Linked DNA regions of Homo sapiens: regions 2 and 3 are each linked to region 1. A link is a contact called in ENCODE Hi-C or POLR2A ChIA-PET data. All regions are on one chromosome and are shown on one strand. The core of a region is the stretch at or near the end of the contact, and the rest is flanking DNA. Distances in the headings are between cores, read along the strand shown.

Region 1 (3,311 bases), core at 530-3,029:
CACACACACACATTCCAAACTGTCAAGGTGTTCACCTTTCTTGGGAATTTTTAAAATAATTTTCTTTTTACCTAGCAGAATCAAACATTTTTTAAAGTTCCTGGTGGTATGAAGAACACAATAAAAAGTGGCACTTTGATACAGTTAATAGTGGAAATACAAATTAGCAAAGCCTTTCTAGAAGGCAATCAGTAATATTTATGAAGAACCTCAAAAATATTTATTTTCCTTAACTAAGAAATGACCAGAAATTTATCCGAAGAGAAATAATCAAGGATTATGTATAAATGTTTTCATAAGGAAAATCCACAGAAGCACTAATTATAATTTAAGTGGTTTACAACTATAATTTGAAAACCCAGAAGTCAAGATGTGGGGAATATGATAGTAGCAGCATATGAAGGAATGCTATGCATCTATTTAAAATACTTTACAAGAATATTTCAGGACATGGGGAAATATTTACAATTTTTAAAAGATAAGATATTCTGAATATATCTAACTCTTAAAACACATACACTACACACTTTTGACAACAAAAAGCTTTGGCCTAATCGTGTCTTCTAGTTCAAGGTGTCAGTGCGGGCACATGTGCTTATCTCCTCTTCCCTCCTAAGAAGTTAAATAAATTTTTCTAAAGAAATTAAAAAATAACTTTTTAATTTAAAGTATATTAAAAAGACCAGGTGGATTGCCCATGGCTCTGAAAGATGAAAACGGATGGAAGAACGTGAACTGAGTAAGCAGAGTGGAGGGAGCAGAGAGCAGAATACTCACAGAGGAGCTGCAGCGAAGGAGGAAGGCTAATCTTCTGGGCAGAACCCCAGAGAGGCGCCAGTTCAGTGACCGTCGTACGAGGGAGATCAGTAGTGAGAAGTGGGACTGAAAACATCTGTCATAGCAAGAAGTCAACAGAGAATGTCTAAAGTTGATAAACCAAAACATAAACACTATAAATATATTATTTAGAAGCATGGAGTTAAGCCCCCAGGAGATCTGAACCTAAAAGGTTTTAAAAAGCAGTTGCCTCTGGGGAATTCTTCATTATCCTTCACTGAATGCATTGTTCACTATTAGGCCTCTTGAATCACTGGTATTTGATTATTTGGGTTTTTTAAAGCTAAGTATATATACATATACATAATGTTGATTTTTAAGTTTTTATTCTTTTTTTATTTTACATTGTGTTCACTTTGCTTTCATACACAAACCTCAATTTTACTTCTTGTCCACTAAGTCAGAGGCTATATTCTATTTGGCAGTGTTTTTCAACCGTAAGTCACACAGTCATGAAATAGATCTAGTGGAACATAACCAGCACTCATTTTTCCTAACAGAAACAAAAAATAAAATAGGGTTATTGTTGGTGAAGCTTTCATTTCAGCCACAAATGTTTAATAAAAATGCATGTGCTGGGGTACTATGGAAAATACCTTCCCTATTGTATCTACTCTCAACCCAGCAGGCAGAAGTAATCCTGGAAAAATGTGAGTCACATCATGTCACTATACCAACAGCTTCCCATTCTCACTCAGAGCAATGGCCTGTGTGATGGCCTATAGGGTCCTTCAGAATTAACCAGCATCTCTCTCCAACCTTCAGCTAACCGCTCTGCCACCGCAGGGGCTTTAACCAGCATCTCTCTCCAACCTTCAGCTAAGTGCTGTGCCACCTCCCTCCAGCGTTCAGGGGCTTTAACCAGCATCTCTCTCCAACCTTCAGCTAACCGCTCTGCCACCTCCCTCCAGCGTTCAGGTCAGCCCCATTTCAGGGCCCTTGTGCTTGCCTCACCTAACCTCTGCATGATTCACTCATTCACCTGAGTTCCTCGGTCCACTGTCACCCTATTTTTAATGAAACCCCACCCCCTTACACACTCCTTATTTTATCCTCTTTCCCTGTTCTAGTTTCCACACAGCACTCTACACTTTCTATTAATTCTTCTCTCCCCTACCCTAACTACAAAGCAAGCTCTATAAGAACAAGGGTTTTTGTTTATTTACTGATATAGCCCCAGGACCTGTGACAGTCTCTGGCAGTAAATATTTGCCCAAGAAATGAATTACTTAAAAATATGTATCACTTTAGGAAAAAGCCATGTTATTGGCAATGAAACACAACAATTCTTAAGTTTGGAACACAAGAAATTTGGGTAGGAATTTTGATGGTTGAGGATAAGCTACAATTCAGACGCCAGACCGTAAATTCCACCTATCGCAATATTGAGTAAGTTGCTGGCATACTCTAAATGTGCAAGTCTACTGAAATGACCTTCGTTCACATCAAAAGTAATGTAAAGAATGTGTGTATCTCAGCCATCATTTTAAAAGAAGAGAAGAAAAAAACTTACGGGCGAAGCTGTTCCCTAAACAGCTAAAATATGTAAAATGTAAAAGACGGGCCGGGCACGGTGGCTCTGTCTGTGATCCCAGCACTTGGGAGGTCGAGGCAGGCAGATCACCTGAGGTCAGAAATTCGACACCAGCCTGGCCAACATGGAGAAACCCCATCTCTACTAAAAATACAAAAATTAGCTGGGCGCTGGCCAGGTGTGGTGGCTCACACCTGTAATCCCAGCACTTTGGGAGGCTGAGGCGGGTGGATCACAGGGTCAGGAGATCGAGACCATCCTGTCTAACACAGTGAAACCCCGTCTCTACTAAAAATACAAAAAATTAGATGGGTGTGGTGGCACGCACCTGTAGTCCCAGCTACTGGGGAGGCTGAGGCAGGGGAATCTCGAACCCAGGAGGCAGAGGTTGCAGTGAGCCGAGATTGCACCACTGCACTCCAGCCTGGGTGACACAGTGAGACTCCGTCTCAAAAAAAAAAAGTAAAAGACTTACACCTTTTGCCTAATTCGCAGTCAAAGTCTCACTCTTAGTAACCACAAGTTGTACACGTTCACAGTTTTCACTATTCCCTTCAACCCTGAATGAAGACCAGGGGGCTTATCACTGATCACCTTCATTTCCTCAGAAGAAAACAAAGACTGGCATTCAGGAGAAAATCACATAGCAGGTCTTGAATTGTGGCACGTGAATGGCAGAACATGTCAGTTATAATTTCCATGGTTTTTTTTTTTTGACAGGGTCTCACTCTGTTGCCCAGGCTGGAGTGCAATGGCATGATCATGGCTCACTGCAGCCTAGGCTCCTAGGCTCAAGCCATCCACCTGCTTTGGCCTTCTAAAGTGCTGGGATTACAGGCATAAGCCACCATGCAAGGTACATTTCCATTATATTTTTCTAGCACATTTTGTAATTCACTGAATGAAAAAAAAAAATCTTTGGGAAAAAGTCATTGAACAC
Region 2 (3,311 bases), core at 731-3,230, 120 kb before region 1:
ACAATAATAAACAAGAATGTAAGTTACATACAACAGCATTATATTTATTTCTTTTTTTTTTTTTTTTCCAAGATGAAGTCTTACTTTGTCGCCCAGGCTGGAGTGCAGTGGTACGATCTCGGCTCACTGCAACCTCCGCCTCCCAGGTTCATGCGATTCTCCTGTCTCCTGCCTCTGCCTCCCGTGTAGCTGGGACTAAAAGCGCCTGCCACCACGCCCAGCTAATTTTTTGTATTTTTAGTAGAGATGAGGTTTCACCATGTTAGCCAGGATGGTCTCGATCTCCTGACTTCGGGATCCACCCACCTCGGCCTCCCAAAGTGCTGGGATTACAGGTGTGAGCCATCACACCCAGTCAACAGCATTATATTTCTAAGCCTCAGTTTTCTGTACCATTGGTTTCTCCAAACCTGTAGCACACCACAGCAATGTCTGACAAAGTCACTCTAACCTCAGCCATGAAATCAGAGCATTCCAGCAGAAAAAAACCTCTTTTCAGATAGCTTTCAGAAGCTTTTACCATTTTTACAACTAATATTCAATCTGCCTTCCTAACATCCTAACACCAGGCAGCCTAATACACAGTATGATCTCAGGAAGTAATAACTCACATTTGCAGAGCACTTTACAAAGCACCTTTACAGCATTTGCTGAGAACCTGAAAATTCCACTCTCCTCCTTTTCACTGTCAAATGACATTGCACCAAGGGACTCAAATATGTTTCACGAAAGCAGATCTTTTATTAAAGCTGGCAGACATTTCACTGTCACCAATTCTAGGATCTCCAGAGTGCCATTTGCCATTTGGATAGATTATAAATAGTAACTGACATGATTTACGCAACCAAGGAACACGTAATCTTATTTAGAAATTAAGATTCTCGGTTCCTATATTCTCTTTGAAAATAGCAAGACAGACAGACTTTCACCCGAAGGGAATTTTTTAATTATTATTTTTAACTTTAGAGTACAGAAAGGACACAGAGATACAAAAACGATAAACCTAACTTTTTTTTTTTTTTTTTTTGAGATGGACTTTCACTCATATTGCCCAGGCTGGAGCAACAAGGCTCAATCCAGGCTCACCACAACCTCCACCTCCCAGGTTCAAGCGATTCTCCTGCCTCAGCCTCCTGAGTAGCTGGGATTACAGGTGCCCGCCACCACGCCTGGCTAATTTTTTTGTATTTTTAGTAGAGACTGGGTTTCACCATGTTGGTGACTTTTAAAGTATAACATCAAGCATATATTTAAACGTCCCACAAACTGCTGTATAGTTTTCATATCACTCTTGAGTGGATGTGGGAAAAAAAAATTATTGAAAAGAAAAATGACAGAAGGTAAACAATGATTTAGTTACAAATGACTTTTTTCTTTATATCATTCTGTATCCTCCAAATATCATACACCGAACATGTATTATACTTTTGTAAGGAGAAAAAGATTAACTGTCTTTTTTTAGTATACATTAATTATCTCTTTAAAAAGATTAGCCAGGCACGGTAGGTCACGCCTGTAATCCCAGCACTTTGGGAGGCTGAGGCGGGCGGATCACCTGAGGCTAGGAGTTTGAGACTAACCTGGCCAACATGGCAAAACCCCGTCTCTACTAAAAATACAAAAATTAGCTGGGCGTGGTGGCAGTCGTCTGTAATCCCAGCTACTCAGGAGGCTGAGGCAGGAGAATCGCTTGAATCGGGAGGCGGAGGTTGCAGTGAGCCAAGACTGTGCCATTGCACTCCAGCCAGGGTGACACAGTGAGGCTGTCTTCTAAAAAAAAAAAAAAAAAATTAAGAGTATTTTCTTCAGTGTGCCCTCCGTGGTAGAAAAAAAAAGAAAAGATTTTCCTGATGCTTACTATAAAAACTTCCTTTTCATCAAATCAGTGCTAGCATTCCAAAACCGGCGAGATCCCCACATTACAAAAAGAGCAACGGCTGCTTCACACTGAACCGCACCCGTCGCTAGCACCCTTTCATTATCTCAAGCATGTAATTCCTTCCAAGGACAGCAGGGGGCACTCTGTGACCCTTTAAAAGCCAACCCTTGACTCCACTCCCGGTGTCTTCCACTCCAGCTCTTAAGAAAGCCATGACAGATAATAACTCGATACTCATATCTAACAATACAAAATTAAGCATCTGGTAATGTTGACAGTTATGAAGCCTACTCGGTCAACAAACAACAAACAGTTTAATTAAAGAATCCATTACACAGATTACAATTATCTCAACTACTCCAACCCCAAGACATTTTTACAAAAGCAATTTAATTTACATAAGCAAGTCTGACAAGGTCAACAGGAGAAAGCTCAGGAAGTCTGGAAAACATATAAAGACATAAATCATACTCAATCTAATTAAAATCAGTCTGATTTCACTATCACCAAAACTCCTCACCAAAACAAACAAACAAACAAATGAAAGAAACAGTTAACTGAATGTCCTCAATAATCAAATCAGCTTTGCTAATAGCCTAATGCTGTATGCACCTATAGACTGTGGACCTGCTTTTGTTTTTTATTTATAGGATTTAGATATTAAAATGCACTCAAACCCACATCAATAACAGACAGGAGTAAGCCGTCCACTGATTTCATGTGGGGCACAGTGAGCCCTCCTGGGAAAACACCAGCCCATGACGAAAACAGCAAGCAGCTCTAGGCAGCAAAGTCTCTCTAGGGAAAACACAGCAATAGGTGGAGTGCCTCCTGATGACTGAAACCATCCCTTCACTCACCCAGGAGAAAAGCCATTACTTTATGCACCCAAGGGAATACAAAGATCACTAAATGCTGTAAAAAGCCACTCCATCAGCAAGCTGATTACCAAGAGCCACAGCTCCAATAGAAAGACGCTCCCGGACATCTCGTCTGACATTATTTAGTGAACGTTTTGTTTTCTGTTGTTCTAAAATGCCAACTTGGGAGAGCAACAGAGAAAATGTAATATAAAAACACAGCATGCTATCTCCTTGACAACCTAAAATGCAGTAACTTAAATGAAGTGAGATCTCTGGAACACTGGCTATGACACTTATTTGGACAATATTTTCACATATTCATTTAGGCACTCATTGTTTCCAACAAAGAGACTATGACTAAGGATTTCATTCAACTTGATATATCAGAAAATAGAGTAAAATGTCAAGGGAAACAGAAAGGGAAGGAAAGCTGAAAGTTTGGACATTGGATTATATTATTTCATATTTAATTTTTCAGTTTATACGATTATGTAATTTCAGGTAACAGACCAGTGAAAGAAAAGAGAATAGCAAAAGCTTTAGCAAAATTTAGCTACAAGATAACACAA
Region 3 (3,311 bases), core at 812-3,311, 80 kb after region 1:
CCCTGTCTCTACTAAAAAATATACAAAAATTAGCTGACCATGGTGGTGCATGCCTGTAACCCCAGCTACTTGGGAGGCTGAGGCAGGGAGAATCACTTGAACCTAGAAAGTTGCAGTGAGCTGAGTTTGCGCCATTGCACTCCAGCTTGGGTGACAGAGCCAGACTCTGTCTCAAAAAAAAAAAAAAAAAAAAAAAATATATATATGGCCTTTTCTGAGTGGCTTCTTTCACTTCACCTAATATTTTCAAGGTTCATTCAAATGGTAGCATGTTGCAGTACTTCATTCCTTTTTATGCCCATTCCATTGTGTGGATACATCAGAAGCACCTCAATTTGTTTATCTATTCTTCAGTTGGGCGTACGAGGTGCTTCCACTTTTTTTTTTTTTTTTTTTGAGATAGGATCTTGCTTTGTCACCCAGTGTCATAGCTCACTCACTGCAGCCTCAACAACCTCCTGGGCTCAAGGGATTCTCCCATATCAGTCTCCCGAGAAGCTGGGACTACAGGTGTGTACCACCATGGTCAGCTAATTTATTTTTATTTATTTTTGAGACAGGGTCTCACTCTGTCACCTGGCTGGAGTGCAGTAGTGTGATCATGGCTCACTGCAGTCTTGACCTCCTGGGCTCAAGCAATACTCCCATATCAGCCTCCTGAGTAGCTGGGATTACAGGCACCTGCCACCACACCTGGTTAATTTTTGTATTATTATTATTATTATTTTTGAGACAGAATCTCTCTGTGTTGCCCAGGCTGGAGTGCAGTGGCACGATCTCAGCTCATTGCACCCTCCGCCTCCCAGGTTCAAGCGATTCTCCTGCCTCAGCCTCCCGAGTAGCTGGGATTGCAGGCGTGCGCCACCATGCCCAGCTAATTTTTGTATTTTTTTAGTAGAGACGGGGTTTCACCATATTGGCCAGGCTGGTCTCTAACTCTTGACCTCGTGATCCACCCACCTTGGCCTCCCAAAGTGCTGGGATGACAGGCGTGAGCCACCGCGCCTGGCCTAACTGTTGTATTTTTAGTAGAGACAGGGTTTTGCCATGTTGCCCAGGCTGGTCTTGAACTCCAGACCTCAAGTGATCCACCCACCTCGGCCTCCCAAAGTGCTGGGATTACAGGCGTGAGCCACTGCGCCCGGCCAACTTTACCCATTTCCACCTTTGATGTGTGCAGTAAAATGCATTCTTGCTGGTGATTTGCGGTCTTGGGCTTCTGGGCCAAGCGGAGCTCTGCCTTGGACGCATGCGCAGCAGATGATGGCCCGTGTTTTTTGTACGTGTGTGTTTTGCATTAAGGAAGGAAAGTGATGACCTTCACGGGTCAGCATCTTTCCCTGAGTCTCCTCTCTTAAATGAATACTTGAGATCCCAAGTGGCTTATCATGAGTTTTCCTCTATATCAAGGGTCTGTGAACTCTGGCCTGCTGGAAGCATGGCTGATGGCCTGTTTTTTTTGTTTTTTTTTGGCCCCTGAACTAATAACGGTTTTCACATTTGTTTGTTTAAAAAAATACATTTCTGGCTGGGCGCGGTGCCTCACGCCTGTAATCCTAGCACTTTGGGAGGCCGAGGCGGGTGGATCACCTGAGGTCGGTAGTTTGAGACCAGCCTGACCAACATGGAGAAACCCCATCTCTACTAAAAATACAAAATTAACAGGGTGTAGTGGCAGGCACCTGTAATCCCAGCTACTTGGGAGGCTGAGGCAGGAGAATCACTTGAACCCGGGAGGAGGAGGTTGCGGTGAGCCAAGATCGCGCCATTGCAATCCAGCCTGGGCAACAACAGCGAAACATCGTCTCAAAAAAAAAAAAAAAAAAAAAAAAGAAAGAAAGAAAAGAAAAAAAGAAAAAAAAAAGATTGATTTCCCCACCTCCCCACCTCTTCCACGAGTTCCCCAAGCCCTGCAAGATGACTTCGATGGGATACAATTGTTTCCACCTCATCACAGCAGAATGATAATGCCTATAGCCTGTCAATGGCAAGTTCTCGAATGTGTGGGCACCAGGAACACACCCCGGAAGCCACATGTCCTTGCCCCAAGGGAAGGGCCCTGGAGAGCAGAAGAGAGGAGGAAAGTTGAGCCTCTTCCCCTTTTCCGTCCTCCTTCCTCCTGCCCTGATTCTGCCCACAGAGGAAGGGTCTGAGCTAGAGGAACCTGGACAGTGAATCCACACCCTATGGACAGATGAGAAGACCGAGGCCAGAGACAACGCAGGGTCCGGCCCCTGGTCCTATGCCTGATGCCTCTCACTGGAGACCCCTCCCCCACTTCAAGGTCGCCCCTAGAAGGCAAACGCTGAAGCCAAGTGTTCTTGGAGCGTCTCTTGGTGGACGCTTCGGCCCTGCCACGGAACGGCCCCTTAGTGAAGGTTCTCAGCTTAGACTTCAGCGCCACCTGGTGGCCACCGGGCATCAGACCTGGGACTTGCCTCGAGGGCTGCCAGAAACTTGAGTTTGTCCACTCACATCACTGCATCCCGTGGAGAAGTCCCAGTGCCGACCTGCTTGCTTGCTTGCTTGCTTGCTTGCTTGCTTGCTTGCTTGCTTTCTCTTTCCTTCTTCCTTCCTTCCTTCCTTTCCTTTCTTTTCTTTTTTCTTTCTCTTTTTCCCTCCCTCCCTCCCTTCCTCTCCTTCTCTCTCTCTGTCTCCCTCCCTCCCCCCTCCCTCCCTTCTCTCTCTCTCTGTTTTTCTCTCTCTCTGTCTCTCCTGCCTTCCCGCTTTCTTTCTTTCTTTCTTTTTTTTTGTTTTTGAGACGGAGTCTCGCTGACTCCCATGCTGGAGTGCAGTGGCGCGATCTCCGCTCACTGCAAGCTCTGCCTCCCGAGTAGCTGGGACTACAGGCGCCCGCCTCCACGCCCGGCTAATTTTTTGTATTTTTAGTGGAGACAGGGTTTCACTGTGTTAGCCAGGATGGTCTCAATCTCCTGACCTCGTGATCCGCCCGCCTCGGCCTCCCAAAGTGCTGGGATTACAGGCGTGAGCCACCGCGCCCGGCTTCTTTCTTTTTTTTTTTTGGAGTTTCACTCTGCCACCCAGGCTGGAGTGCAATGACACGATCTTGGCTCACTGTAACCTCTGCCTCCAGAGTTCAAGTGATTCTCCTGCCTCAGCCTCCCGAGTAACTGGGATTACAGGCGCCCATCACCACATCTGGCTAATGTGTGTGTGTGTGTGTATGTGTGTGTGTGTGTGTGTGTATGGAATTTCGCTCTTGTTGCCCAGGCTGGAGTGCAATGGCACGATCTCGCTCCCTGCAACCTCCGCTTCCTGGGTTCAAGCGATTCTCCTGCCTCAGCCTCCTG

What was found. A loop is a pair of places that touch in the nucleus more often than their neighbours do. ChIA-PET counts read pairs that join two places held with the same protein, here RNA polymerase II (POLR2A). Pooled maps may share reads with other maps.
Region 2: a pooled map shows a loop between it and region 1 (2.2-fold over the local background). The contact joins two enhancer-like sites. A Hi-C loop is called at or near these places in 2 of 50 pooled maps. POLR2A ChIA-PET finds 5 or more read pairs at or near these places in 4 of 52 experiments (activated B cell, activated CD4-positive, alpha-beta T cell, activated T-cell and 1 more).
Region 3: a loop to region 1 is called in a pooled map, with 2.3 times the contacts of the local background. The contact joins two enhancer-like sites. A Hi-C loop is called at or near these places in 1 of 168 maps with a recorded cell type or tissue (GM11168) and 3 of 50 pooled maps. POLR2A ChIA-PET finds 5 or more read pairs at or near these places in 7 of 52 experiments (BJ, H1, HEK293 and 4 more).

The regions. Positions count from the first base shown.
Region 1 is chr17:4,330,997-4,334,307 of GRCh38, forward strand. All of the region lies in intron 1 of UBE2G1 (ubiquitin conjugating enzyme E2 G1), which reads right to left. Among named protein-coding and RNA genes, the nearest start is that of UBE2G1, 34 kb to the right of the region's middle. RefSeq lists an enhancer at 2,160-3,073. Within about 2 kb of position 1,780, at least 2 of the 41 ENCODE cell types and tissues checked have a DNase peak (open chromatin) inside an H3K27ac peak, as active enhancers do.
Region 2 is chr17:4,213,516-4,216,826 of GRCh38, forward strand. The region is part of intron 4 of ANKFY1 (ankyrin repeat and FYVE domain containing 1); the gene reads right to left. Among named protein-coding and RNA genes, the nearest start is that of ANKFY1, 49 kb to the right of the region's middle. Within about 2 kb of position 1,981, at least 9 of the 41 ENCODE cell types and tissues checked have a DNase peak (open chromatin) inside an H3K27ac peak, as active enhancers do.
Region 3 is chr17:4,410,975-4,414,285 of GRCh38, forward strand. No RefSeq gene overlaps it. Among named protein-coding and RNA genes, the nearest start is that of SPNS3, 21 kb to the right of the region's middle. RefSeq lists an enhancer at 1,718-2,219. Within about 2 kb of position 2,062, at least 2 of the 41 ENCODE cell types and tissues checked have a DNase peak (open chromatin) inside an H3K27ac peak, as active enhancers do.